2 separate regions of the Homo sapiens genome follow, and region 2 is linked to region 1. Evidence: chromatin loops called from intact Hi-C (ENCODE). Cell type or tissue: B cell. All regions are shown on one strand. Links, peaks and the distances in the headings refer to the core of each region. The heading gives the core; the rest is flanking DNA. Region 1 overlaps MGAT5 (alpha-1,6-mannosylglycoprotein 6-beta-N-acetylglucosaminyltransferase). Region 2 overlaps MGAT5 (alpha-1,6-mannosylglycoprotein 6-beta-N-acetylglucosaminyltransferase).

Evidence for each region. A loop is a pair of places that touch in the nucleus more often than their neighbours do. Peaks named below come from ENCODE experiments on the same cell type or tissue, not always from the same donor. Only the 100,000 strongest peaks of a DNase experiment are listed, where the experiment ranks them.
Region 2: a loop joins it to region 1, with 2.4 times the contacts of the local background. A loop is called at or near these places in 3 of 110 quality-filtered maps.

What each region holds. Positions count from the first base shown.
Region 1 is chr2:134,259,241-134,272,145 of GRCh38, reverse strand. It overlaps MGAT5 (alpha-1,6-mannosylglycoprotein 6-beta-N-acetylglucosaminyltransferase), which reads right to left. Exons shown (of 16, transcript NM_002410.5): 2 at 1,596-1,760. Among named protein-coding and RNA genes, the nearest start is that of MGAT5, 12 kb to the right of the region's middle. RefSeq lists an enhancer at 10,386-10,435. In B cell, for the core only: no CTCF peak of the experiment used is centred there; DNase peaks (open chromatin) are centred at 9,295 and 10,135; H3K4me3 peaks cover 4,076 bases; H3K27ac peaks cover 7,486 bases.
Region 2 is chr2:134,331,644-134,344,548 of GRCh38, reverse strand. It overlaps MGAT5 (alpha-1,6-mannosylglycoprotein 6-beta-N-acetylglucosaminyltransferase), which reads right to left. Exons shown (of 16, transcript NM_002410.5): 5 at 8,261-8,332; 6 at 6,129-6,290; 7 at 2,790-2,959. Among named protein-coding and RNA genes, the nearest start is that of MGAT5, 84 kb to the right of the region's middle. In B cell, for the core only: no CTCF peak of the experiment used is centred there; no DNase peak of the experiment used is centred there; H3K27ac peaks cover 5,173 bases.

The DNA.
Region 1 (12,905 bases), core at 4,906-12,905:
GGCTTAAAGCCCAGGTAGCAAAGTCCTTGTGAGCCTTGCAACAAACAGGACAGCCAGAGGCAGCAAGATGCCACGATGGGGGAAAGAATGACAGCAGATGTGTTTATAGAGGCTCACAAGCCACAGGACTTCAGAGGCAGTGGAGAACAGCAAAGTTAAAGGCAGAACACTCCATCCCACCTCCAGAAATATGACACAGAACAGTGATGAAACCACATAGGGCCTTTCCAGTAGCATTTTCTACAGGGTACAGGGGTGGCAAGTGGAGACTGAAGAGGCATGGTTCCAGTTATTAAAAAGCAGCTAAACACAGTGGGAGGTTCTCTTGTCTAATTACAGAAGCTGTTGGAAACTGCAAGGAAGACAGGATTTACGGCCTAGATGACACTGCCTCTGTGTTGTAATTAAAAGTTATTTTTAATACCTTTGTTTGGTTGAATACTTTGAATTATTAGAAATATATTTTGCAATTTAAAATTTGCTAAAGGGCAAAGAACATTAAAAAAGGTAATAACAACCACCTTGCATAATGTAAAACAATTAAATGTTTTGACGCTGGGAGGTGGGAAAGGTAAAGAATCTCTCCCACTTAAGTGTGTGAATTTTTACAAGCAAAAGGGAAAGGAAAATAAGCTTAAAAGTATATGAAACAAGATTTTTTTTTAAAGCAGGAACTGATGTCAAAAGTAACCTAGTTACTTACTTTATCTATTAACCAGAGTTTGGCTACCACCCACCAAAAGTATAGACAGCTTGTTCACAACCATTCACCCAAAGCACTGAATCCTAATCCTCAGGCTCTTCACTTTGTCCTGGGTCCCCAGAAAATCGTGGTCACCCTAACAAGAGCAGTCCTGGTTCAAGCACAAAGACCCAGGGGCTGACCTCAGAGCAGTGTGATGGTGGGGGAGTTGCGGGGATGGGGGGGTTCTAATGTGAGCTGCAGGCAACAACATGCAGCGTATAATCTGGGTGTTGTTTTTAGTCAATTTTCCTTGTCTCATCCAATATTCCAGTTTCCAGAAGGAGCCAAACAAAATGCCTCCCAGTGGGAACCGCATGGTGGTGTACATGAGTGGCTACAGAATCTGCCTACGACTAGGCAGGGGTTATCTCCTAAAAGCCATTTCCAGAATTTCTATTTCTCCATATATACATAGGAGGCATTTTCGGCAATGGTGGCTCTTTTTTAACAACAGGGAGGAGAGAACCTATTATACGTAACAGACTTTCAAAATTGTCTGATGGGAGTACGGAGGAGGAAGAACTCTAAAAGGCACAAGCTTCTCAAATAACCTCTGTATTTCATTTAATCTATGCCATGAATCTTCTCTTTACAAGTGAATTCCAGGAGCTCATTAAGAGCAAATGTGTCACACAAACCACCAAATATTATGCATCATGATAAAACTATAAAAAGCATTTTAACATCTGCTATTAAAAAATAAATTTAGACTTATCTTTACAATGGCCATGCCAAGTTTATAGAATTTATATTATGCAGGTTCCAGTAAGAACCACTGCTCTCCTTTATTCTCTTCTTGGTCCAAAGCAGGGTGTGACTCCATATCAGGGCAGAGAATTGCTATTTTTACCTGCCACATTAATTTTCTCAAGTGCAACCAAGCTGGGAACAGCTGTAGTGGAGTTGGTTGAGTTTGTTCCGGTGCCATTGACAACAAGATTGTCCACCTTCGACTCCAACTTGCCAATGCGCTGCAAAATGTTATCTAATAACACAGCAAGGGTTTTCTTCAGATCTGTAAAAGAAAGTGCAGACAATTTTAAAATTCTATGGCCTCTACATATCTGTCTGGCTTGCTCTCTCTTTATCGTGGAGAACAAAACTTCTCAAATGTTTCTGAAGTGATACAAAAGATCTGTCAAACCACATCTGAAAGATGACAAGGGCCGTCTTCAACTGGCCCAGATCCTACTAAATACATCAGTCTGTCGTGGAATGCAAGTCTGGCAATAAGTAACATGGTATAACTATTTCCAGCTACTTGGTCAAGAGAGAAAACTCCTTGTTATTTAGCATCCTGCTATAGCACTACACTGAATTCCTCCTCCTTACAGCACCATAGTTTCTCACACAAAGCTTGACACCCCAAGGGTGCAGCAAGATCCCAAAGTAGCCTCTGGATCAAGTTTGTTATTTTTCGTGTTGCATACTCTAGCATGTCCCAGTTTTTTAAAAAGTGTTTAATTCTGTTAGTTACATACACTAACACTTCATAAAAGCTACAGCTCCAGATTTTCAGGTCTGCTAGGTAACCCAGAGTTGACTATAATCAGATTTAGGAAATATTTAAAATAAAGATTAGTCTCATTCATTTGCTCACAAATATTTATTAAGCTACTACTATGTGCCAGATATTATTCTAGATGCTGGGGATATACTCTCATCGTTCTTACATTTAAGAGTTGGTTCCCTTTCTCACACATCTGACTACACATTAAAGAGTACTGCACTTCCCTCTGGAAAAATTACAGGAACTCCTTCTTCACCCCTATGGATGCATTTACTATTTGTAGACAAGATATTCAAAGAAAAAAGAAAAGATAAGCTTAGACTCTCTCCTCTAAAAATTCATAATCACAGAAAGATATACTGACTTGTATGTGTCAGAAAAGCAGATGGGTGACTGCATAACCATCCACAGAAATAGAATCCAGACCCATTTCTGAATTGGGAGTGGGCCAGGGGAAAAGTGCACAGTGTGGGTAGCAGGACTGAGAAAAGCCCTGAGTTAAGACAAACGGGAAGGTGCCATCTTCCATTCTCCTAAAAACAGAGCAAACTTGTCCCTGAGCAGATGCGGTAATCTGGCCATGAAATAAACACACATGCTCACATAAACAGCACAGATCACAGCCAGCGAATCTCAACAAAGGTGCACCAGCCTGTTCCATTATGCCTCATGAACCAGAAGCAGATGCTGGTGCTGTGCTTCTTGTACAGCTGCAGAATCTTGAGCCAAATAAACCTCTTTTCTTTATAAATTACCCAGGCTCAGGTATTTTTTACAGCAATGCAAAATGGACAACTGTTTTATCTTCACATCCTCCCCATGAGGTAGATGTGACTCCGTTTTACAGATAAGAAAACTGAGGTTCACAGATATTAAATAATGAGCTGATAAAATGAGGGCTTGCCTCAGGACTGCTTAATTCCCTGACATCTCAATGGGACCAATCAGAAGTCAAGAACCTGGGTAGAAAAAAGAAACCAAGGGTGAAGTTCAGAGTCTTTCATCCATAACACAGTGGTTAAGGGCCTGACTTTGGAGCCAGAGTTCCTAGGTTTGAGTCCTACCTCTGGCATTCCTGTTTCCTTACCTGTAAAAGAGGGACATGAACAACACTTCAGCTTTGAGGTTGTCAAGAGGAGTTAAAGAGTTAATATTTATAAGGTGTTTTGAATACTGGCTGGCACATAATAAGCACTGCATAACTGCCTGTTAAATATATAAGTAAAATAAAACCTTTCACTGGAAAATGTTCTCATCCTTCCCAAAGAACTCTCTCCTCAGGTGATGCAAAGCTTCACTGCTTTATCCAAGGGGTCATGAGAGCACTCTCCTCTGCGGTCTGCAGTCCCACGGTCAGCATGACTCAGTTTGTCACAGGCACATCATTAGTTGGCACAGACAGCGGGAGTCAGTCACCTGTTCTGTCACTAAGTCTAATGCATCAACTGGCTCTCCAGAGTTCTGAAGAGTGCCAGAGGCCAGTCACACAGAAGGGGGCAGTCGTGCCAGTGAGAAGTGGCAATGTTCAGTATAAAGAAATACTCTTCAGATATAAAAGATCAATCTCCCCCATTTCAGCCTCTTTGCCTAGAGCCTGTGTCATCAGCCAGCTAGAATCCGAATACAATCTAGAATAGCATTTAACTATCACCGGTAATTGTAGTTGGCCAAGCACAGAAGCCCTGGCCCTCTAGTGTGACTTAACTCAGGATTTCTCAACCTCGGCACTACTGACACTTTGGGCCGGGTAATTCTTTGTCGTGGTGACTGTCCTTGCATTGTAAGATGCTTAGCAGCATCCCTGGTCTCTACTCCCTGAATGACAACAGCAATTATCCAGGTGTGGCAATCAAAAACGTCTCCAGACACTGCTAAATATCCTTTGGAGGGACAAAACTGCCCTGATTTGACAACCGCTGAATTAGGTGCATTCTCTCAACCCCTCTGTATTCCCCACTGCCCCTCTGTGGAGACATGGAGAGAGAACTGTGATAGAGAGGTTACAGGATAGGAAATGCCTACTGAATGAACCTGCATCATGTGTGACTTCCATTCACTGGAGGGACTGCTACAAATACAACAGAAAGTTGCAGTGAGAGAAGTCTGCCTTCCTCCCTATGGGGGAGCTAACAGAACATGAGCCAATGCTGATGGGCTCTCATCAGACTACTGGACACAGTCCCTCAATCCATTGTTATTGGTGATAGTTATTAGTGGAGTATACTCTAGGTAGGATATGAAGTTGTCATACTTACAATTAAGAAGATATTCTCCCTCAATTCTCAAATTACAGTGACCAGTAAATACAACTGACCTACTATCTCTTGTTGACCCCATCTGCCAAAGATTGACCTTCTGTGACTGTGTGACATGGAGTGTAAAAGGGGATTCATAATGAGGAGGAGGGATCACCATCACCACGGCCACCCCAATATAACCTCCTCCACTTATTGAACTTTCTATATGCCAGGCAGTGTGCTGAGCACTTTACATGAACTAATTCATTTAATCCTACCAAGACAGTCTGAGGAGCATGTGATCATCCCTATGCCCCTCTTAACAAATGAATAAATCACAGCACAGAGAGGCTAAATAACTTAGCAGAGGTGATTACAGATCCAGGACTCAAACCCAGTCTGGTTCCAGGGCTGATGGCTCTTACCCACCATGCTTCACCACCTCTTAAGAACTACAATGGACCTGTCCACCAGCAAGCATCTCTGACTTGCTCCCCCTGAATCTACTTGTTAGGGAATAACCTCTGGGATTTTGCCATGTGTTTGTGTAACAACATATACCAATCACTCTTAAGACTCACTCATGTCCCTGTCCTGTGGTAACTCTGTCCACCCGACCCAGTATCACTAAACATCCACCAGCTGACACTGGAGACTACCAGATACATCAAGTGATCCAAGATTTTTTTAAAATTAAGACTCTTTCTTTATCTTCTCCCTTAAAATGAAGACGGAATATAAGCCTACTAAAAACCTTGAATTCTCTAAGCACTTTACCTAGGTAGGCATGTTTTCTCTCCCAATATGAAAGAAAAAAGTTCATTTTCAACTCAAGCAGCTACCTGAGTCACCATTTCAAAGCAGCCAACCCAAGATTAAGGATGTTGTTAATAAAAAACACAATGACAGAGATGACGCCAAGCCCATATCTGTATCATTATACAGTGCTAGGCACATTAAGCATGTGTTACGTAAGTGAACAAATGAATGAGTGAAACAAACTATAGTACTCTCACAAATAAGGCTCAATAAATTATACCTTTCCGGGCAATGAAATTATTTTGCACCTTTGTATTTTACTGTTAAACCTCCAAAAACTGTTAACAGTTTTATCACAACTTTAAAGAAATAACAGGCTGGCGCGGCGGCTCACGCCTGTAATCCTAGCACTTTGGGAGGCCGAGGCAGGCGGATCACCTGAGGTCAGGAGTTAGAGACCGGCCTGACCAACATGGTGAAACTCCGTCTCTCCAAAAAATACAAAAAATAGCTGGGCATGGTGGCGTGTGCCTGTAGTCCCAACTACTCGGAAAGCTGAGGCAGGAGAATCGCTTGAACCTGGGAGGTGGAGGTTGCAGTGAGCCAAGATTGCACCGCTGCACTCCAGCCTGGGTAACAGAGCCAGAGCAATACTCCATCTCAAATAAACAAAAATAAAATAAAATAAAGAAATAACAGTATTTTTGTGTTTTAATCTTTTTTTTTTTTTTTTTGAGATGGAGTCTTGCTCTGTGGCCAAGGCTGGAGTGCAGTGGCACGATTTCAGCTCACTGCATCTGCCTCCTGGGTTCAAGCAGTTCTCCTGCCTCAGCCTCCTGAGTAGCTGGGATTACAGGTGCCACCACACCCAGCTAATTTTTGTATTTTTAGTAGAGATGGGGTTTCACCATCTTGGTCAGGCTGGTCTCAAACTCCTGACCTTGTGATCCACCAGCCTCAGCCTCCCAAAATGCTCGGATTACAGGCATGAGCCACCGCGCCCAGACCATTTGTGTTTTAATCCTAATGGTAACCCTTTTGTTCAATACAACTGTACAAATAATTTCTATAGTTTAATAAAAATAGAAAAATATTACTCCAAATTCTAGTATATTTTAATATTTCATTGCGTCTTATAGTTATTATAGCCATAAAATGCGTCCTCAACAAGATTATCATTTTCAATTACTAATGAGCTTTTAAAATTTTGTTTGTGCTTCAAAGCCTTTGCAATAAAAATTTAATCCCAACATTACTACTGCAATTCTGCATTCCTAAAACTTACTGTACATGATGAAGACGAGATCAAAGTAGTTGAAAAACATTTAAAATGTCTCTCTGGGGAAAGCAGGCTTTGGTTTCTATCATGCCAGCATTCTTTGATAAATGGTAAGGTCGATTAAACTGCATTGGAACAGGTTATTTGACAGCTTCTGTTAAGTTTTCATTTCCAGGAAGCCATGGTATTGATGGGTAAGAAGTGATTGGAAGGGCCTGACAGACACATCCTTGAGCAGACAGCCAAGGAGCTATAACTGCAAGTCACACTTTTCTCCATCTCTGGAATTCAAGGAGATGGGATCTCAGTAAAAAGGAGGGCCCTGCTGGTGGAATAAGGTTTATAGATCTATCAGCTAATGCTGTGAGACTGGGTGGTAAACCTTCATTTCCCAGATCATCAAAATCAATCCGTATTTGAGGAATTATCAAAAATGGCCATGCTTGGGAGCTATGCTGTCCACCACCCCATTTTTCCTGGAACATGCTTCTAAAGCAGTGGTTCTTAGCCCTGCTGTGCATCAGACTCACTTTGTGCAGTCAGTTACCAGGTTGCATCTTCAACACACTAAATCCGGATCTGCAGAGTCCGTCAAGGATTAGGGCACAGCCAAGGTTGAGATCTACTGTGAAGGTACGGCCGCCATGATACTATGGCACAGAACCAACTACGCAATGAGCAAGGTCTTACATCTGAAATGCCAAAAATTATTTACATCTGTGCCTGCTCATGAATCAAATCCCTTTCACCATGGCTGCCCGAGAGGCAGAGCATGAACAACAGAGCCACAGAGCAGCTTCACTTGCTGCTCTGGAGAAACTGGCAAAGACAGGGCGTTAATGAGAAAGGAAGGTGCTATTGAAAAAAGAATTAACCTCAACCTCTTATTTCCATTGACTGTCAGGAATGTCAAGTTTCATCAATTATATATTTTTAAATTAATTTTAGAGTGATCTTTCCACAGAAAGATAATAGAGTTACAGTAATGACCCAAATACAGTCCATTTATTATGTACAAGGACATTCAAAGCAGTGTTATTTATAAAATAGCGTTATTACAGATAAGAACTGGAAATTACCCAAACACAAAATAAAAAGATTAAATTACATTATGTCAGCCATTCATAAGATAGAATAAATCACTAGACTGTAAACTTAGGGAGGGCAGAGACCAAGTCTGCTTGTCATCTCTGTTTACAGCCACTAGCTATTAATATCAGGAGTTCAATAAATATTTGTTAAGTGGATGGATAAAAAACGAAAAGTATACAGTCATCAAAAATACTTAATGGCTGGCCGGGTGCGGTGGCTCATGCCTGTAATCCCAGCACTTTGGGAGGCCGAGGGGGACCGATCACCTGAGGTCGGGAGTTTGAGACCAGCCTGACCAACATGGAGAAACCCCGTCTCTACTAAAAATACAAAATTAACTGGGCATGGTGGCACATGCCTGTAATCCCAGCTACTAAGGAGGCTGAGGCAGGAGAATCGCTTGAACCTGGGAGGCGGAGATTGCGGCGAGCCGAGATCGTGCCATTGCACTTCAGCCTGGGCAACAAGAGTGAAACTCCATCTCAAAAAAAAAAAAAAAAAAAAAACCTAATGGCATAAGGAAATGCAGTATCTTAATTTTTAAAAAAGCATATATTCATGTACATATATACACATATACACACATGTACGTATCACTTTTTTTTTTTAAAGAACTAAAGGGAAATCAATTTTATCTGGTAAGATCTGCATTTAGAGGTAAAGAGTGTATTTATTCTTTATTCTTCTCCATACTTCCTCATATGCTTTAATTTTACATAAAAATTCACATTATTTTCAAAGTCACAAAGGCATTAAGTGTTATTTTAAATATATATACATAGTACAATGAATTGTACTCTTAAGAATCAAAGATAGTGCCACCAGTACCCTAAAGTCATGTAAGGCAATACCCACCAGAAACATCTTAGTGACCCTTACTGCCTTATCTCATTTGAATTTTAAAGCCACATGTTAGATAATTTGCCTGCTCCTGAACTGACAAAAAGGTGGCTTCCACCCTGCAGTTGTCCCAGTCAGCAGATTCTGGACAGAAAAGGGCATAAAACAATTATCACCAAAGTCAAAGAGCAGCTCAGATGCTCAGCAACACTGACTAGCCTTCTCTTCTGGGTTAGAACTACAGATTTAAGCTTTCACCAGAACTTGTGCCCAGAAGCGAATGTTTTTCCTAAGGTGTTGCAGAGGGTGTCATTACTATTGAGGAAGTTTCCATGCATCGAAATCTGGTAAAAGATCCTTTCTAGGCCTGTTGATGATATTAAGTGCTTTATGGAACCTGAATAGAGTTCTTAAGCTATTCTTTGAATTTTCCTAACATGTAGCCAGCTGCAGGGAATAGGAACCAAGAATTTTAGCCTTTTTTATAGAAAAGATAAGGAATCAGAGAAGTGCTGAGAGGTCAAGCCTATTGTTATCCATTGTCCCCCACCTGATGCCAGGGCCCGCACCTTCTTGGAAAGGGTGGCCTCGCACACTACTGCTTCCTGCTTGCTGTACCATGCCAGAAACACCACCACCACCAATGCCCTGGTTAGATCCAAAGGTGAACTTGGCCATACCCAGCTTATCTTACAGCCCACAGAAGAAAACTGTATCTTTTGAACAGGGCAATGACAACCACATCTCCTAGTTTAGTAGGGTGGTGGCAAGCCTGACCTCTTCTGAAACAGAGCATATTTCCTCTCATGTCTGGTCAGGCTCTACCCCTGTAAATGCTAAGAATAGCTACATAAACAGGTTGCTGAAGCCCTGTGTTCAAACAAATGAACAACGTCAGATCTACATGAACAGTTATGCCTGGGTGGTAACAGATGCAGGTACATTCAAGCCAGAGTTAGTGATTACTAATAGGAATGAATGCATTTTAATTAAGCGCTGGTTGGGCACAGTGGCTCACACCTGTAATCCCAGCACTTTGGAAGGCTGAGGTGGGAGGATCGCTTGAGGCCAGGAGTTTGAGACCAGCCTGGGCAATACAGTGAGATTCCATCTTTAGAAAAAAAACTTTTGTTTTAAATTAGCCTAGTGTGGTGGCACATGCCTATAGTCCCAGCTACTCTGGAGGCTGAGATGGGAGGATCACTTGAGGCCAGGAGTTTGAGACCAGCCTGGGCAATACAGTGAGACTCCATCTTCAGAAAAAAACTTTTGTTTTAAATTAGCCTAGTGTGGTGGCACATGCCTATAGTCCCAGCTACTCTGGAGGCTGAGGTGGGCATAAGGCTTGAGTCTGGGAGGGGGAGGTTGCTAGAGCCTGATCACACTACTGTACTTCAGCCTTGGTGACAGAGCAAGACTCTATCTCCAAAACAAAACAAAACAAAATAAAACAAAAACAACACCAAAAAAAAAGAACAAGAATAATCTAAATTAATCTAAGTGCCTTAATAAACTTTGTCATTTGTAATCCTTACAACAAGCCTATGAGGTTAAATGATATTATATTGTCTGTTTTACAAAAGAGGAAGTAAGCTTTAAGATGATCGGTGACTTGTTCAAGGTCACACATCAGTAAGGAACACAATGTGTTCCATCCGCCCAACAGAAACACTAACTACCTTCCAGAATAAACAATGGTTCCCATGTTAGGATCATGCATAAGAGCTACTTGGAGCCTCTTAGATGCAGAGCCCATAGGGAATTTCTTCTCATTTCCTGCTTCACTAAAAACATTACTGTGATTTTCAAATGAGTCCCAGCTGTAACTGTACCACACAGAGCATCACAGAGTTTCACCAGGGGCTGCTGCTATTCATTCATGGCTCTTACTATGTGCCAGGCAAAAGGTACTAAGCTCTGGGGCACAGTGGGGAACAAAACAGACCAAAGTCCCTCCTCTTTCAGAACTTACATTGTAAGTGGGAGAGACACATGATCAGCTCATACAACAAATACTTGATGCTAAGTAGCTTGAGTGTTATAAAGAATGAGAGTAACAGTGGGTTTGGGCCCTCCTGTGAAGGAGGGAAGGCTAACTTCTCTGAAACAGAATGGAATGCGCATGGCTGTGTTCTAACCAACTTTATTTACAAACAAAGAAGGAAGAGAGGAAGGGGTGGGGGAGAGCAAATGCAGACGCTCAAAGACAGGCGAATGCTCAGCCACCACCCAACAGTCTTGTCCTAGAAGAGAGCCACCATGCCTTAGTAGACTTGAGGGGGTGCGGAGCTTTTTAGGGTGTCCACAGCAGCAAGAGGTCTGCTCAAGCACTTCTGACAGCAAAAGAGCACCAGGACACAGCTGGGAAGAAGCAGAGGGTCATAGAGAGCTATGACCATCAGGTAAGACAAGGGACATTCTAAGCCTCATCGTTTGAACATGGCAATGACAATCACATTGAGATTGAGACTCCAACCTCACACATGTGCGTGCAATCCCTCCTCAATCCAGACTTGAAGTAGTGGTGCTGCATGAAAGAAAGGGTCTTAATGACTGAGGGGTAGAAGAATGAGCCCCTTATTCTGAGTTTACTCCTCCTGTCTAAAACATTTCTGAGGTCTTCCTCAGACCTTTTGACTGGCCTGGGCGTGCTTGTGAACTTGGCCTGGCTTTGATGAGGATACTGGGCAGGCTGGACTCTACCACAGGATGGCTGGAAAAGTCCCAAGCCACAGAGAGGCCCATTTTTAGGTTCCAAGCTTTTTAAAGCAGAAAGCCCTTTCTTTAATCACACCAGCCACGTCACCATACAGTAACTAAAAGCCTTCTCAGACACACTGAACAGCCCAGCTATTTTTTTCCCTACCATTTTCACTTCAAGAACAGTGTATTTCCCTCAAGGGCAGGGGATTTCTACTTTGGCAACAGTGGTTTTCCACATTATCCCACAACAGTCCCAGCCCTCAAAAAAAAAAAAAAAAGAAAAAGAAAAAAGAAACCATTCCTATTCCTTGACCATATTTCCCTATTTGTAGGAAGAGAGACACAAAAAAAAAGTGGAAAAACAAAACAAACTAAAAAACCCTTTACATGCTTGCATCTTTAATGAAATCCAACCTGTTTTTGTTCCTTTTTCACAAGAGAGGTGGAAGGAAACACTTGCAAAAGCTCTCATTCGAATCTCAGAACGTTATCTGGATCTGCAACACAGGGCAGCTGCTAACCTTTCAGAGCAATCTTCGGCAGCCCTAAATGGTATTAACATCTTAGACATAGCATCCCAAGCCAATGAGGGCCAATCGGAAGTCCAAAGCAGTTACCTCTCCACTGCCCCCAACCAGCAACCAAAAGCCCTATGCTGGTTCTCCAACCGGCGTGTGTGCCTCCTTAAGGAAAAAACTTCCTTCCTCCCATAGAGAAAGCAGTGAACTATAGGGTGAGGTCAACATCTGGTTTCTGCATAAGAACATCCATATTGATACCAGAAGTCATAGCCTACAGGGCTCTGCATAAGCTGCCGGCTTCTCACTGCCTCAACACCTTCCATGCCACTGCTTGCTTGCTTCGTTCTAGCTACAGTGGCCTCCCTTCTACCCTGGAGTAGGCCTTAGGACCTAGCATACGCCGTGCCTTCTCCTTGGCATGCTCTGCCTCCACCTCTCTCTTTCCACTGTACCTGGCTGCTCCGTGTGTCATTCTGGTTAAAAGATACCTCCAGAGAGGTGACCTTCTAGTGCAAAGTAGCCCCTCAGATATTTTAAACCCTATCACCATTTTTCTTCCTGGAATGTACTGCTATCTGACTTTCTCTTGCTTATTATTTCTCCCTTCCAAAGATAACAAAGCATCTATGAGAGCAGGGCCTTTGTCCATCTGTTTCTCACTGTATGCACAAAATGTGGGGGATATTCCAGCCAATGACAGACATTTCCTGAAGGACCAGGCTTGAAAGACAGAAGCCAAAGGGCCAGTCCAGGACTAAAAAGCTCAGGGAACCAGGAGACAGGCAGAACGTAGGGAAGAACAGGCACACAGAACCTGGAGGTCAAGGAGGAAACAGGCAGCAGGCAAAGTGGGATGGGGGTCGGCAGAGAGAAGCTGGGAGCCCACAGCTGCTTGAGCCTGAGCTGGCAGCTTTTCTAGGACAGTACCCCAGCCCAGAGAAGCCAGGGTTAACAACGTGTGGATGGACCATAAGGGGAAATGTCACCTTGCCTCAGATTTCCATTACTGTTCATTAGAGAACACAAGTGGACCGGGTTTGTCCTGTTAGATAAGAGGTGATCACTAGGGATCAGAATTTGGGTCAGGCTGCTGGAGACAGAGATCAATTCACCTCAGAAACAAGAATAGCATTGACTCGGGTGAGTGGCACCATCCATGACACAATTCCCGAGACGTCACTGGCAGGCATGGCCCCTGCCACACTGGCTGGGAGATGCA
Region 2 (12,905 bases), core at 3,114-11,113, 74 kb before region 1:
GGGGTTCTTCACAATGAGATATTGAAAAGAAAGTGCCTAATGAATACTAGATACTCAATAACTTAGTTTTCTCCCCCAGAGCCTGTTCTTACCGCTTAGCACCCTTACTAACCTTCCCCTCCCCTTTTTCTAAATGTCTTCAATTTCTAGCCTCTATAGTATTAACTTCTTTCTACCTGCCTCATACTGTTCCTTAACTTTTTCTCTTATGTCAAATTTTTCCTCCTCGCTTGACCATATTACAGAACTAGCACTATGGTTTACAGTTTTTTTTAATCACCCTTTCCCCCACCCATGCATCCATCCACACAAAACCATACTTGCGCTCAGAGCGTGACGATGTACTTGATTGGTAGGCCAACTTCATGTGTAGGAACGAGTCAGTGCTAACCCTACTGCCATCCACTCACTAATCAGTCACCACTGTTGCTTATCTGCAACACCCCATGATAATCCTTCACCAAATTATGGATATCCTGCTTCAAAGGACGAGAGTCACAAACAGGACTCTGCTTGACAGCTCTGTACTACCACCACATCAGCCACCCTTCTTCCTCTCCCCTGTTTATGAAAGAACTAGGTTCTGCAGAACCAGTTTCCTCCCAAGAGTCAGAAAACCCTTTCTGTTAAGGGCCAGACAGTGATTATCTTCATCTTTGCAGGCCATACATTTTCAGTCACAACTGGCCCATTCTCCCGTTGTGGAATGAAGACAGCTATATATGATACGTAAACAATAGGCATGGCTGTGTTCCCATGAAACTGTATTTACAAAAAAAGACAGAGGGCTGATTTGGCCTGCTGAGCCATAGTTTGCTGATCTCTGGTCCACCCCATGTTCAGTGTTTCCCAAACTTGTCTGTATAATGAAATTACCTGGAGGCATCACAAAATACTTATGGCTGTGTCCTACCCCCAAGGGTTGTGATCTAATTAGCCTATGGCATGGTCTATGGGATTTTTAAAAGATCCCCCAAAATTAAGAAATAAATACAAAGATCTCCAGGTGGTTCTAACGTACAGATATATTTAAAGACCACTGCTCTATACTGCTTCCACAATTATCTTCTTAAACAAAACACATCTAGCCCTGACCCCAGTGTGCATAAAGACTACTAGAATTAAGTCCTCACTTAACATCATCAATAGGTTCCTGAAAACTGGGACTTTAAACAAAACAACAGATAGCAGGCCCTCCAATAAAGTCATTTCCTTCAAATCACTGGTTATAATGTTGATGAAAAAAATTGGTTTCATTTTACATAATTTCATTTATAGTCCTAGTTTCCAAGAACCTATCAACGATGTTAAGTGAGGACATACTGAACAAATTTTCCCTTGACCATCAAATTCAGTCTCTGACTGATAAATCCCTAACATGTCTTTCCTGACCTCCCCAGGCAGTACTTGTCCCTGGTTCTACCACAGCACTCCATTTATTTACCTACCCACTCATTCATTCACCTATTTATTCCTTCACTCATTCATTCTATAAATAGTTATGTGAGTACTCATTACTTGCTAGGCACTATCTAGGTGCCCACTACACAGTGACAAACGATACTCAGTTTTCTGCAATCCCAGTGCTTACATTCTAGCATCCACGTACACCTCAATTAGCACCAATAGAATTGGAATTTGTGTAATTATTTTTAATATATTAGTTGTAATTATCAAAAGATTGGCAGCAAGATCTTTGACCACAAGCTGGCCATCTCTGTATGCCCGACACCAAAACTAGCCTACAGAAGACACCAGATGAGTGACTGCTAACTGTATAAATGCAGCCACTTTGTAGGTTGTGTATCCAATTTTTTTTTTTTTTTTTTAAGACAGAGACTTGCTCTGTCACTCAGGCTGGAGTGCAGTGGCATGATCTCGGCTCACTGCAGCCTCTGCCTCTCGAGTAGATGGGACTACAGGCATGGGCCACCACACCCGGTTAATTCTTGTATTTTTAGTACAGACAGGGTCTCACCATGTTGGCCAGGTTGTTCTTGAACCCCTGGCCTCAAGTGATCTACCTACCTTGGCCTCCCGAAGTGCTGGGAGCCACCATATATTGTTTTAACATGTCTCTCATCTCAATGAGCTCTAGAATGTTCATTCAAGGTATTCCTTCTGGAAATATACGACATATAGCAACATGGCAACTTGACTGTTGGGTGGGAAGTCTCCATGGGCAGTAATCCTAAGTGACTGCAGGGGATGGAAGCGTCCCTGCTCAGCCAGCTATGCCAATATAGAAGGGATTACAGGAGGGCTGGAGCTAGAAGCAAATTTCAGTGAAATGAAAAACCCAAGTAGAGTTAACAGACTCAGCTGAAAGTTGGCTAATTGAAAAAGGATCAGCTCAGGGCTTTCAGGAAATTTATTCTATCCAAATTGAATTACAAACAGGAACCTGCCCTGTTTCAAGATTTAGCAAGATTGATGTTGAGTAGGCAGTGGTATGAATTTCAGCAAGAGACAGGGAATTAGGAAAGTCAATAATGTTTTGTGCTCCAGATGTTGGAAGCACCTGTAATAGCAAAGAATAAGCTCCTTAGTTTGAATTTTCTGGCATTCATTTATGAAGCCTCTGGAGCCTTCAGCGACAATGAAAACATATTATCCTTTTCACAGTGTATGTATTTAGCTCCTGAAAATAATCTTCTTATCTCCTGTTTAGTGAATTATCACTTTCATTTTCCTCGACAAAAAATTATACACTAATAGAGGTAATACTTTAAGAGTTTACAATTTCTTTTTTGTATTCTGATTTTAAAATTGAAAAGTAATCTCCTTACTCCTTGAGCTCAGCCAGTGAAGCTGAAATCCTAATGTCATGGCCCAGTAAGTACAGAGATGTAATTAAATCACTCCATTGAACTAATTCACCAAGAGGGCCACCACTGAAAGCTGTCTCTGCAATCTTAAATCCAGATTCCTTGGTCAGGAGTCCCAGGTGAACGAGGACCTGGAAAACAAAGAGGCATATACTGATTCACACTGAACCACATACAAAAGGCACAGTAATGCGCCAAGAAATGATTGACCAATCCCAAAGTCATGTTTACATCCTAACAAAATCAAAGGGTGGGGAATGCTGTTTTTCTAGAAGGTACAAAGGAAGGAAATCATTTTTCATTGTGGTTTTAGAGAAACAAAATCACTGCAGCCCTTGGTATGGCTATGAGTACAAGGTATGGACAGATAATTCCACCTTTTAAAAGCACAGTGTATTTGTAAAATCGGGATTAAAGGAAGGTAAGACAGGACAGTATTTTCTAACACTATTGGTCTTTTATCTACAGCTAAAATACTTCTAACCTCTTACCATGGAAAATTTCAAACACATGGAAAGGCAAACATGACAATATAGTCAATGCCAAAGTAATTACTGTGTAGCTTCAACAATTATTAATGCATATTTAATCTATACCCCCATTTTCTCCCAACCCCTCTAGATTATCTCAAAACAAATTCTAGACATATCCTTTCATCTGTAAATATTTCGGTATGTATCCCTAAAAGGAACAAACCTTCACTTGAAAAATATAACTTGAACATCACTATTATCCCTAAAAAACCTAGTAATTCCTTAACATCATCTGATATCCAGTTAATATTCATACTTCTTCAACTGCCCTTTATTTTTTCTAAATGCACCTGTGTGATTCAAGAGTCAGAGAGCATACGTAATAATTGCCTCATATGTCTCTTGGCCTCATAGAAAACAATGTACAGGTGTCTCTGTCTTGGGATGTTAGCAGTCCTGGATGGTCACTAGCTAGATCCATTAATCCATTACGGACTGCAAAATGATGATATTTTACCATTCCTTCTTTGTTTATTAGCTGGAATAATACCTCTCTATAAAGAGAAACTACCCCTCATCAACCATTTGGTCACCCTGAGGTAACTCTAAGGTTTGTAAAGAAGGAGCCTGGTAAATACTTGATTCTTTCTCTTCATTTGCCAGTTTTTCAGAATAATAAACTTGTTCTTTAGCCTACTCTAATGATGATCTATGAGGATTTTTAATTTAAAAAATCATTATGACATCAAAGCATATTTGATATGCTTCAAAATATTGTGGATATTCCTCTCACTGACTATCCAATTGTCCCATCTAGGCCTGTGGTAGGCTATCCAAGCTGGCTCCTAAGTTCTTTTGACACGATCCTAGTCTTCTTTGACAGCTTCTCTGCACATGGGTAGACAGATGTGCCTGACAAGACTGTTGTAGGCTCAACAGGTACAACTTCTGTCTTGGACCTTAATAAGCCATTTTTCCAAGAACCTCTTATACCACTTAGTAGAAACAGCATTTAGAGACTAAAGTGTGGGGCTTAAGGGACTCAATTTTATTACTATTTATAGGCCTGATAGTGGCCCTAGCTAGGAAATTTGTTCTTCCTCAAAGATAAAACAAATCATGAGTTTAGACTGGTGCTTCCAATTCAAACTCAAGGTCATAGTGTTTTTACATAACATCACCAATCCTACCATCCATTAATTCTTCTCTTCCACACTGCAAATCCCACTTCTCAAAGACACTAACATAATTACTCATCTGCTTTACTCCAATGTTCACAATGGATTCAGAATGAGAATATCAATGCTACCACATATTACATGATTAATAAAAATGGTTTTAAGATGTTTTTACAGTTTTTATCCTTTGTGATATCCCATCAGAAGTGTACAGTTTACTGTGTTCTGAAGTCACTAAGAACAGTCTTTTTCTGTGCGCTTCCATCAAAACTGGATGGATATATAGTCAGTTCATTTGTTTTATATTCCTTTTAATTTTTAGTTTTTGGTAATAACATTTTGTTTAACACTTACATAAAATGATTCCAGCATCAAATCTACAAAGTCAGATATATTCAGAAGTCTAGTTTCTATGGTAGTTTCTGTTGCCTCCATGCTAATCCCAACTCCCCTTAATAATTGGACCATTTTTTTCCTTATTGCAGTAAAATTCACCTAACATAAAATTTACTATTTTAATGTATACAGTTCAGTAGCATGAAGCACATTCACATTATTGTGCAACCATCATCACCATCTCCTTTATTTTTAATTTTAGTTTATCAAAATAAGAAAAATACGTTTTCAAACTAACAGCAAGAAGCAAATATATGTATCTGTATATATCTTTATGTATACATAGATATAAATTCCCTCTCTCTCTCAAAAATAATGTAAACTATTCTCTACTTTTCTTCACCTAACAATATATCCTCGAGGTTACTCCACAGGAATATACAGAAAAATTCTTTATTTCTTTTTACAGCCCACCTGCACATCTGAACACATGCTCTTCCATACACAACCATTTGGTGACAGAATGTGTGGTCCTGTTGTCTCACAAATTCAAGAGATCTAGGCAAAACTGACCTATCAAACTGTGACTTGGGATCCTGTAAATGTATCTTTATTTTCTTTTTCAAACATATCAAATTAGTTGGATTAGGAATACCAAACTCATTTTTAAGTTTTTTAGATGTGGGAGCAAATTACTCACTTTGCTCAGTTCTGAAATCAGAACAGAACAGTTAATCTAAAGCCAGACCATCAAATCTATAGCTAACAGGGCATAAAGTCTTCTAAGCCCAGGGGTATTCGAGAGGTTTTCCAAGCCTGTCCTCATAAACTAGAAAGAAACTGGCTCAAATTTAATCAAATTTCTCTCTCTCTCTCCCCTACGGGCATAAGCAGAAGCACCAACCAGACAGAGTAACAATGAAACTCACTGGCTATCCAAAAGCCAGGGATGAAAAACAACAAAAATACAAAATTTTCATGATGATATAATAGGAAGCTCTCGAAGGTTGGATTCAGGTAAGGAAATGGGGGAAAGTTTCCTGATACCCTGACAAAGACAGGTTCAAAGGAAAAGTCTTACAGGCAGATATTCTGCTTGGCTTCACCCAAGAAACTTGTGCCAGACCCTGCTAAGTGGGAGCATTGTAAGTGGGGAAAGGACAACCCAAAAACAGCTGTACAAGAGACTGAGCAGATTCACCCTGAGAGAATATCATTTGAGATATGACATTTCTCTTAGTCTTGTTTCCAAGCAAAATCAAATTTTAAAAGAAAGCTGGCATCTAACTGCACTGAATTAATAAGAAACTCACTTTCTTCCGCTTTCTCTTTTCAAGGTTCTGCTTTTCTGCCAGGGACTTGATTGCTTGGATCCATGCGTCAGCCATTCGCCGGATCCGTAGTCTCATCCACCGGAATTCTTCATGCTTTTTCATCATACTGTAGAGAATATTAAAATCTGTACGAATTTCCGCCTAGCAACAGAAATTTAATAAAATGAATAGAAGATAAAAAGTCAGAAAGCATAATAGTTTTCATGATGTGACATCTGAAAACTTAAAAGGGTTAGTCAATTAAATTGAGAGCTTCAAAAGTAAGTCTTGTCTGCTGCAGCTTTGACTTTAAGGTCCCAGGATTGCAAACTGAAGCCAAGGCTGCTGACTGCTGATCTGCCCAAAGGGACATCATTAAAAAATTAGAAATTGAGAAAAGCAGCACAGGCATTACAAAGCCCTGAGCTATGTTAAAATGCAGTTTTTATAATGAGTATGGTTGATGTACCTTGAAATTCTCAGCACTCAAATTTACTGTTCCACTTGGATCTACCACAGGACAGCAGACTTCTAAGAAAACTGAAGTCAATTCTTAGCAGGCTGTTTGACAACGTGGAAGTTGCCAGAAAGCCTCTTTCTGTCCACAGAGTTAAATAGGGAAATAAATGCTCATCTTCTGGTTTTGTCCCAGTCCAAACAAAAATTCATTGTTTTCTAAGGAATTTAAAGAGCCAAGAATACTACTTTTCTGCCATGAGTGAGAACAATTTAAAATTCCAAACAGAATAAATTAAAAGCCAGGAAGAATATTTTTCCTAATGCTCTGGATAATATAGCTGGATACAACGAGTGATTGGAATAATAGAGAAACATAATAACCAGTATTTATTTCATAGAACATCTCAAACATGCTGAGTCCACCTTTTCAGTAATCACCATAGCTCATTCTGAACACTCATCTCTTTTCCTTCTTTATCCCCCTTTGAGATAGGGTCTCACACTCCCACCCAGACTGGAATGCAGTGGCATAATCACAGCTCACTGGAGCCTTGAACTTGCGCTCAAGCGATCCTCTTGTCACCTCAGCCTTCCAAGTAGCTGAAACTATAGGCACTCGCCACCACGCTCAGCTAGTTTTTAAATTTTTTGTAGTGATGGGGTCCTGCTGTATTGCCCAGGCTGGTCTCAAATGGCTGGCCTCAAGCAATCCTCCTGCCTCAGCCTCCTAAAGTGCTGAAATTACAGGCATGAGCCGCCACATCCAGTTTCATTTCCCTTCTTGACTAAACAATATCCTACGACTCCTGTGGTTTACAGCATGGAACAGCAAACTACAGCCCTTGGGCTAAATCCTCACAGCTTGTTTTTGTGCATAAAATTTTACTGGAACTCAGCCATGCCCCTTCATTTACATATCATATACAGCTGCTCTCTGCGCTACAATGGCAGAACTGAGGAGCTGCAATGAGACCAATATGGCCTGCAAAGATGAAACTATTTACTATCTGGGTATTTTGTAGAAGTTTAGTGATCTATGGTCTAAAGAGTAAAGACTTAAGCTTTTAATGTGGCAACAAGTACTTTCACAGTCCCCTTCCTACCTTCCCAATTTCACCTTCAGCCTAGCTCATCCAGTCACCTATGGCCTTGGCCAACTGAACCATGCGTGCATGCTCTCCTCCCTGAAACTGCTATGCTCTCATTTTCCCACACGAGAGATACCCTTTTCTCCTTGACCTTATATAAACTCACTCATCATTTAAATTCGGCCCCAATGTCATCTTCACTATTCAATCTACCCTGAACCTTGCAGACTAAAATGACCTCTTCCTCATTAATTCCCACAGGCCTATATTACAGCATTTGTGACAGAGATGGTCATTATTTGCCATCAGCCTTATTAGATCACTAAGGGCCTCCACAGCTCGTACCAGGTCTTACTCATATCAGTAGCCTATCATTCAGGAACCCTCAGAGAATTGCTCAGTAAACAAACCTATGCTAATGGTTGACTGATTTAGTCACTTAGACTTCCACAGAGACGAATACAGAAGTTTTTCAGTGTAACACTATTTCAGGTTATAGTTGGCATTTCTAGAAGATTCCACATGTATCACTTGGCATCTGACCTAAATGCACAAGTCTAGAAAGAGTTTTCCAAAATCACTTACCAATGAATTATGATCAGCTTCTTCGTAGGGATTTTTTGCTCTCCAAGGTAAATGAGGACACCAATTTTCAACCTAAAAAGCATCAGTGACACTAAATATGCAGCTTCATCTATAATGAATTAATATACATAAAAAGCACCGAGAACAGCTCCTGGCACACAACTAGCACTATATTAATATGTGCTATTTTTATTATTAGCCAAATTCCCATGCTTTTAGCTAGTATTCCAGATACAAGTGCCCTCTCAGATGAAACAATCAGCAGCAAAGGTCAGAAGGAAGAGATTATACTTTACATCTGTCCTTCGAAGTACTTTACAGCAATTAATTCCTTAGTCATTTAAGCCTCACATCTCTGTACCAGAAGGAAAGGCAGTCTAATGGCAGAAAGTTAAAAGACTGAAACATTGCCACTGGGGAATGAGAATGTAAGGTGTCTCTGTGACCCTTTAGCAAATGGACAGGAAAGATCCTTATCTGCTGTGGCATATCTGGAAAGGAAAGGGAATGGCATTGGAGCCACAGAACTCAATCCTTTATCTGAGTTAGGAATGCCACTGATAGCTTAGGGCTAATTGGTCAAGGTTTCCCTCATTTTCTAGCTATTTGCTTCACACTATCTCAAGAAATAAGGTGGTAAAACCTATCTGAGAAAGAAATGAAAGGAGGAGAAAAAAAAAAAACCTTGATGATCTTGTGAGAGCCAATCTGGAAGATGGATTGTTCTGTCAATGAATAAGGTTTAGAAATTGAGGGGAGGAGGAAAGAGAAAGGAAAAAAGAACTTGATTCTATAGAAATTATTTCAGCAAAGGTTATCAAAGACTATTAGGCAACTTAATTTCTAGCAAAAAAATGAGAAATGCATTAAAGTTATATTGGTGTCTGTTCTCTGTCAAAACTAGCCATAAAATTTGAAGACAGCATTATCACCCGTTTACTAATAAAGAATGAGATTATGAAATATGGCTAACAGGCATTGAAAATAATTTTTCTATGGCCAGGTAGATCTATAAAATTTAATGAGCAATAGAGTGAGGGAATGTCCTTAAAGGGGTCACTAAGATAGCAGAGACGTGTGGAGCTATAGCCTCATGGGTCAGCACAAGACAGTGTGCCCTCTCAGTCTGGGTAAGTTTTCAAAGAAACATGTCAGTTTTACTTAATCTGGAAGTTACTCATAATGCAAGGTGATCTTTACTATAACCAAAGTAATTGGCCTGATTTGCATAAAGCCATCTGCCACTGCAGATGATCCCAAAGCAATAAGCAGAGAGAAGCAAAGCTTGGGGAGAGGGCGGAATCTCTGAATAGGAAAAGTGAAATATTCTCTTATCTTCTTACGGGATAAAATTAGACCTTACCATATTTGTGAATGATTCAGAGACTCAAAAGGATTCCCCACAAGGAAAGCTAAAATGGTTTTTACTCATAAAAAAGAAAAGACCAACTTGCCTTGGAGGCCTACAGTCTAATTACTGGGATCTGACAACAACATGACCATGAAAGGCAATATCTGCAGCTCCACAAATGAGAAAAATGAGGAAAAACAGCAGAGAAAAAGCCTGCAAGTGGATGAAGCCTAAGCTGGTCTCAGTAGCATTATGCACATCTGTACCTTGTATTCTTAGGCCAGATTGAATTATTTAGCTCCAATTAGATTTGTGCTAATGGACTCAATAAAGCATATTTATAACATGAAGACTTCAAATGGATTGTAGACTTGATTGTGAGATCTTTAACCTCACCCCATCCCACCCCCAACCCTGCAAAAAAAAAAAAAAAAAAAAAAAGGATGAGCAAGGAAAGTAGAGATTTGAAATACACCTTACACCAAGTAAATAACCAAATTTACCAGCCACCCACCAGGATGAAGTTTTCCCAGGAATAGCATGATGGGGAAAGATGAAACAAGACTAAAGAAAATCAACTAAGAGGAGAGACATGAGCGAGACCAGATACTCATAAAGTTCTCTCCTCACTCTGCCACTGCAAGAAGAATCTTTCAAGATTCACTGTGATGAAAATACAGTCCCAGGTGATTTTTAAAAAGATGACTTCCCTACAGAAGCCTGAAGACTGTAATGCCTCTTTGAAACTGATCATTTATCTTAGTTCTTCTTATTCTAAATCACTGGGTATTACTCCCTAAGGCTCCAAGGGCACTCCTGAAAATATAAAATATAGAGTCAATCCAATTTAGCTTTTAGCAAGAAATTTTGCTGTTATACATGCACTCGTAATGGTGGGAAAATCAATTATGAACATCTTAGCACAGAGCGGGAAGGTGGGTTTTTAAGGTTGTTTTTGTATGCTGTGATAGGATAACTGGTTAACAAAATAATTAAATTATACATAAACCAATTATCCCATGGGGAGAAGGGAAAAACAAAACAAAGCATTTCTTTCTCTGGGAAACCTCGGAGGATTACCAGGATTGGAAGAAAGCCAGCATTGGCAATAACTCCAAGTACTGAAACAAACAGCTCTCAAATGAGCAACATTTTCCTAAATAAGAACACCATTAATAACATTCAAGGAAAATCTTGCTGAAGGCTAGTAACAACTTCCTAATCCCTAACTTTGTTTTCTTTTGATCTGTCCAGGGTCCTTTAACAAGCTTAACCCACCAGTAGAGGATGCTACCAATAAAGCTGGACCCCAAGGTGAGCCCCACCACCTTCTTTTTTTTTATTTTTATTATTATTATACTTTAAGTTTTAGGGTACATGTGCACAATGTGCAGGTTAGGTACATATGTATACATGTGCCATGCTGGTGTGCTGCACCCATTAACTCATCATTTAGCATTAGATATATCTCCTAATGCTATCCCTCCCCCCTCCCCCCACCCCACAACAGTCCCCAGAGTGTGATGTTCCCCTTCCTGTGTCCATGTGTTCTCATTGTTCAATTCCCACCTATGAGTGAGAACATGCGGTGTTTGGTTTTGTGTCCTTGCAATAGTTTACTGAGAATGATGATTTCCAATTTCATCCATGTCCCTACAAAGGACATGAACTCATCATTTTTTATGGCTGCATAGTATTCCACGGTGTATATGTGCCACATTTTCTTAGTCCAGTCTATCATTGTTGGACATTTGGGTTGGTTCCAAGTCTTTGCTATTGTGAATAGTGCCGCTATAAACATACATGTCATGTGTCTTTATAGCAGCATGATTTATAGTCCTTTGGTTATATACCCAGTAATGGGATGGCTGGGTCAAATGGTATTTCTAGTTCTAGATCCCTGAGGAATCGCCACACTGACTTCCACAATGGTTGAACTAGTTTCCAGTCCCACCAACAGTGTAAAAGTGTTCCTATTTCTCCACATCCTCTACAGCACCTGTTGTTTCCTGACTTTTTAATGATTGCCATTCTAACTGGTAGGAGATGGTATCTCATTGTGGTTTTGATTTGCATTTCTCTGATGGCCAGTGATGGTGAGCATTTTTTCATGTGTTTTTTGGCTGCATAAATGTCTTCTTTTGAGAAGTGCCTGTTCATGTCCTTCGCCCACTTTTTGATGGGGTTGTTTTTTTCTTGTAAATTTGTTTGAGTTCATTGTAGATTCTGGATATTAGCCCTTTGTCAGATGAGTAGGTTGTGAAAATTTTCTCCCATTTCGTAGGTTGCCTGTTCACTCTGATGGTAGTTTCTTTTGCTGTGCAGAAGTTCTTTAGTTTAATTAGATCCCCTTTGTCAATTTTGGCTTTTGTTGCCATTGCTTTTGGTATTTTAGACATGAAGTCCTTACCCATGCCTATGTCTTGAATGGTAATGCCTAGGTTTTCTTCTAGGGATTTTATGGTTTTAGGTCTAACATTTAAGTCTTTAATCCATCTTGAATTAATTTTTGTATAAGGTGTAAGGAAGGGATCCAGTTTCAGCTTTCTACATATGGCTAGCCAGTTTTCCCAGCACCATTTATTAAATAGGGAATCCTTTCCCCATTGCTTGTTTTTCTCAGGTTTGTCAAAGATCAGATAGTTGTAGATATGTGGCATTATTTCTGAGGGCTCTGTTCTGTTCCATTGATCTAGATCTCTGTTTTGGTACCAGTACCATGCTGTTTTGGTTACTGTAGCCTTGTAGTATAGTTTGAAGTCAGGTAGCGTGATGCCTCCAGCTTTGTTCTTTTGGCTTAGGATTGACTTGGTGATGCAGGCTCTTTTTTGGTTCCATATGAACTTTAAAGTAATTTTTTCCAATTCTGTGAAGAAAGTCATTGGTAGCTTGATGGGGATGGCATTGAATCTATAAATTACCTTGGGCAGTACGGCCATTTTCATGATATTGATTCTTCCTTTTCATGATATTGATTCTTCCTACCCATGAGCATGGAATGTTCTTCCATTTGTTTGTATCCTCTCTTATTTCATTGAGCAGTGGTTTGTAGTTCTCCTTGAAGAGGTCCTTCACGTCCCTTGTAAGTTGGAATCCTACCCACCACCTTCTTGACCTGAAAATGGTTCTATTTCAAGTCATTCTCAATAGCTCTTCTACTCTTGGCTCTCAGAGCCCTAGCGTCCTACAGCTGTCTATGACCACCTTCCTTCACACTTTCTCAACTGTGGCTCCTGGTACTCTCTCCCTGGGACATGATTTTATATTTCCCCTCAGTATGGAGACACACTGGGT